Regions from separate parts of the Homo sapiens genome. Here region 1 is linked to region 2. Evidence: chromatin loops called from intact Hi-C (ENCODE). Cell type or tissue: endothelial cell of umbilical vein. All regions are shown on one strand.

What was found. A loop is a pair of places that touch in the nucleus more often than their neighbours do. Peaks named below come from ENCODE experiments on the same cell type or tissue, not always from the same donor. Only the 100,000 strongest peaks of a DNase experiment are listed, where the experiment ranks them.
Region 1: it touches region 2 in a loop (4-fold over the local background); 2 of 110 quality-filtered maps call a loop at or near these places.

What each region holds. Positions count from the first base shown.
Region 1 is chr10:28,088,246-28,090,745 of GRCh38, forward strand. MPP7 (MAGUK p55 scaffold protein 7) reads right to left here. Exons shown (of 17, transcript NM_001318170.2): 12 at 1,426-1,596. Among named protein-coding and RNA genes, the nearest start is that of SNORD130, 16 kb to the left of the region's middle. RefSeq lists an enhancer at 562-1,761. In endothelial cell of umbilical vein, no CTCF peak of the experiment used is centred here; a DNase peak (open chromatin) is centred at 1,486; H3K27ac peaks cover 2,500 bases.
Region 2 is chr10:28,178,219-28,180,718 of GRCh38, forward strand. All of the region lies in intron 3 of MPP7 (MAGUK p55 scaffold protein 7), which reads right to left. Among named protein-coding and RNA genes, the nearest start is that of SNORD130, 110 kb to the left of the region's middle. In endothelial cell of umbilical vein, a CTCF peak has its summit at 1,484 (motif pointing left); DNase peaks (open chromatin) are centred at 263 and 1,443; H3K27ac peaks cover 496 bases.

The DNA.
Region 1 (2,500 bases), 90 kb before region 2:
AAAAGAACAATTAACAAGAGTGATATGGTTTGGCTCTGTGTCCCCACCCAAGTCTCATGTTGAACTGTAATTCTCAATGCTGGGGGAGGGACCTGGTGGGAGGTAGCTAGATCACAGAGGTAGATTTCTCCCATGATATTCCCACGATAATGAGTTCTCAGGAGATCTGATGGTTTAAAAGTATGTGGCACGTCCCCTGTCGCTCTCACTCTCTCTCTCCCCTGCTGCCATGTGAAGCCCGCTCCTGTTTCCCCTTCACCTTCTGCCATGCTTGTTAAGTTTCCTGAGGGCTCCCAGTCATGCTTCCTATATAGCCTGTGGAACTGTGAGTCAATTAAACCTCTTTTCTTCATAAATTACCCAGTCTCAGGTAATTATAGCAGTGTGAGAATGTACTAACACTAAGAGACACCATGCTCTTCTACTCCAAAACTTTTCTAAAATCATTGGCTTTGATCCTGGAAGTTTAAATATCTCTCGCTACATTTTTAAAGAAATGCATTGAGGATGAAGTGAAGATACATGGAGCTTGTGGCTACTCACATCTGTGAAGGGTGCACAAGATAGATGCTAGGATGCAAATCTGAGTCAAGGCAATCGATGTTTGTGAAAATACCCACATTCCTTTATTAACTGCCTTTTTATTTTGAGACAGAGTCTCGCTCTGTCACCCAGGCTGGAGTGCAGTGGCGCGATCTTGGCTCACTGCAACCTCCACCTCCCAGGTTCAAGGGATTCTTCTGCCTCAGCCTCCTGAGTAGCTCGGACTACAGGACTGTGCTACCACGCCTGGCTAATTTTTGTATTTTTGTAGAGATGGGGCTTCAATGTAGAGATGGGGCTTCACTGTAGAGATGGGGCTTCACCATGATGGCCAGGCTGGTCTCAAACTCCTGACCTCAAGTGATCCTCCCACCCTGGCCTCCCAAAGTGCTGGGATTAAAGGTGTGAGCCACGGCACCCAGCCAATTATCAACTTTAAAGCGACTTTGCTGACTCTCTAGCTTGAAATATCCTAGAACTCTGCTGTAATACTTTATTTCACTGAAGGTCTAAATGCCATCTGAAGCTTGTACCATGCTGCTGCCTCAAAATGCTTTGAAACGAACTTGCATTGTGTTCAAAAATATTCACTTCTATTATTTAATTGCCCTGATGTATGCTTCATATATTACAACAGTGTTTGCTATCCCCACTTGACAAAGGTTCCACTAAAACGACAGTACCGTTCTTCAGAAATGTCTTAAAAGTCTCTGCAAGTCAATTACGTACAAAAAACTAAAGATTTTGTTTCAGAGACAAGACAAAAGGTGTTGAAGGGGAGGAGATTTTTAGCTTGAAAACTTCAAGTATGATTCACTTTGAAGAGAAATTCTTACTAGCTCACTCATTTCCTCAGAATTACTCACAGAAACAAGCACTTACCAACCAAGACAACGAGTCTGTATTTTTCATTAGTTTGTCGCCGATACGGTGTCACTTCTTCGTATGTGGGTACGTCAGCTGTGTCGTACTGATCACTCTTCTTGCATTCATACATGGATTTATTTGTTTTCTTATCTTTTCTACTAAGACGAAAACTTTTTCTAAAACCAGCTGCAAATATTAAAATAAATATATTTTTAGTAACATCAACCAAAAAAGAAACCCTCAAAAAAAAAAAACCCTCAGAGTTGGGTTGGATTTTATTTACCATAATATTGGGTTTTTAAAGTTAAAACCCTAATGTTTTAGAGACAGGGTCTCACTCTGTTGCCCAACCTGGAGAGCAGTGGCGCCATCACAGCTTACTGCAGTGTTGAACTCCTGGGCTCAAGCGATCCTCCCACCTCAGGCTCCCAGGCAGGTGGGATTACAGGCACACATCACCACGGCTGGTTAATTTTTAAAATACTTTGTAGAGACAGGGTCTTGCTACGTTGCCCAGGCTGGTTTGAACTGCTGGCCTCAAGCAATCCCCCCAGTTTAGCTTCCCAAAGTGTTGGGATTACAGGCATGAGCCACTGTGCCTGGCCTATTCATCATAATATTGTTAGAAATGCATTCAGTAAGAAAAAAATAATAGTACACAATTTTATAAAAACAATAACTTAGATTTAATATTTATTTATGTAGTTATAATAATGTAAATTTTATTTGGTTTAAACAATAAAGAGCTCTGTTGAAAAATCATTGAGTAAAATAACTATAATAAAGCAAAATAAGTCAAAAATCATAATTTATCAAGAACTGATTGGTAAACACATTTGATATGAAAAAGTTAAAAACACTGTAAAAGCATTTTAAATGTAAACAATAAGTTCTCTCATTCATGAACATGAACAAAGTTTCTATTACATCCTAAGCATAACCTCACAACGTACCCATGGCACAGGCAGCATCTATTGTTAAACAAAAAGAAAACTAAATTAGGGAGTGTGTAGTGTAGCGTGTGCTTATGCGTCAGTCAGGCTGACAGAACAAAGCTCACCCAGTCAACAATTAGTTGATCTTCAGCAAG
Region 2 (2,500 bases):
CCATCAAAGATGCCTCCAGATGTTGCCAAATGACCAGGAAAGGCGAGAAGGAATCCAACTCAGTCGAAAACCACTGTTCTACAGAGATTCCACCTGTCACCAGGCCCTGCTCCAACACATAGATCTTCCAATCAGCTCTTTTAACAACTCACTATTAAACACAGGCAGACAACCAAGAATAAGCAGACATTTGAGGAAAGCCCCCACAGGATAAACACCAAGCAGGCAAAACAGGAAAAAAAAAGTCCCAGAGTAAAGAAAAATTGTGAACAAAATGAGGAGAATTGAAAATGAAACCGAAACCATTCTACTGAATACTCATCAACAAGCAGAGTAGCATGATAGTAAAAATGTAGAACTTGAGTCAGACCACCTGGGTTCAAGACCAGCTCTACCACCTAACTGGCTGTGTAATCAAAGTGGTACCTCATTCTTCTAATCTTTACAATGGGGTAAAGATTAATATCTATCTAAAGGGTTGCTGGAAGAGAGAAACAAGGTACTTAGAACTTTGAAAAGTTCATGGAACACAGAATCAACAAAAAGGGGGCTTTTGTTTTGTTTAATTATCCTCAGAAAGATTCTATAGTGTATCCATGGAATGAGACTAAGATGTTACAAAAAAGAAACAGAGACATTCTTCTCAAATGTACTGGAATTAAAATAGCAGCAGCGAATTTTTAAGATTTTAAAGAGAAATGTAGTAAAAGTTGAAGAAATCTCTTTAAAAGCAAAGGTAAAATCCAGAAAGGCCAATATTCACCTAAAAGAACTTCTAGAAAGATGGAAGAGGAGAAGAGCTGAGGGAAGGAAATTATCAAGAAATTAAAGCTGAAGAACAGATGTCTCCAGGACTGAAAAGGTCCATTGGATCCAACCATTACAACGACTGGGGTGCAGATAAAGAACTCCTTGCAACCCCACACTAACCTCATCACTGTGAAATTTCTCCTCCAACACACTCACACTGGTTAATTCTTCAGCAACTTTCAGATCTTATTTAACTAGATCAGTGATCAGTTCTTCAATAAAACTTCCCAGAATCTTGGAAAATACCCCCTTCTCTGCCCCTTATACACTCAAAGCACCAAAAACCTGTCCCTATCTCAGTAATAATTACACACTTACTCAAGTGATTACTTGAGTGTTGATTCCAAGAGTCATATGGTTTAAGACCACCGTGTCTGTTTTTCACCATTGCATCCCCATCATCTAACACAATCTATAATAACTATTTAAATACATTTTATATAAATGAGCCATATAATAAAATTACTGATTTCTTGGAAATATCATACATTAATAATAATAAATACCTCTACTACAGAGTTTCACAACTCATTACATGAAATAAAAAAATTTCACAAGTTTTTCGTACTGCTTTGGCCTGAATTTGCTTCTTTTATCTTTAACCCATCAGTGACAGAACTAAATTCTTTAAGCTAGGTCTCAGATGTCCCGAAGGAATGAGCACCACCTAGTGGAGGCACATAATATTAAAAAGTGGCTTGAAACACTACCTAAATTTACTAGGCACACAATAGTGGCTAGCCAAATATTTATTCAAATTAAAAGACAAAGATACATGCCAACTTTGTCAAGTAATGAAAATCAAATTTTTACCATCTGTATAATTTATAACATTCCAATTTAAACAAATGAAATTCACAAATAAAATGTATTTTTAAAGTTGGCAGTTAACATCCTTTCATTTAGCTTTTAACTGAACACAGAAATGAAAACAATGAGGAAGAAAGCAATTCTAGATGCTATGCTTCCAAAGTGAGAAAGAAAATAAAGGTACAATTAAAACACTAATTGCATATGAAAATACACCATTTGATACACTCAAGCCTTTCAAAAAAAATAGGAAAGTTTTTTATCAGAAGGGAGGGGGTGTATTATACTTTGATATTGATAGCCCTCGCTTGCTAAGCAAAAATAATTGTGAAATGTAGTAATGAAACAGGGGACTCTAAGAACAATGTAGATACATTTGTCTTCTAGTTTTATTAGTGATGAAAGGAAACACAAATCAAAAGTATCCAGGATAGCACACTCCTGGGTTAATATATTAATATTAAACTGGAATAATCAAGTAAAACAGGGACATCTTACAAGACATATCACCCTTTCTCAAGCCTTGCCACAGTGGTTGCAGAGGGGAGATGCATGTCTATCAAAGAAGAAAATGTAAAAATTACCAAGTTTTGACAAGAAAATGAATATGAACTTTCTACAGCGCAACTGTTAGATCAATAGCAACTACCTAAAAGTAATTAGCCTCATGCAATGTTAATAACTATTTATTTTAATTTCTACATCACTAAGCCATATTTGAAAAATATATTTGAAATGTAATATAGTGAAAATACTTGTTAAAATTAAGTTATAAATAATATTGTGGTAATAAGCAATGCCTAAACCTTAGCAGCATATAACAACGAAAGTTTATATTCCCCCAGACACTCTCTGTCTACTGCATTTCCTCTGTGAACTC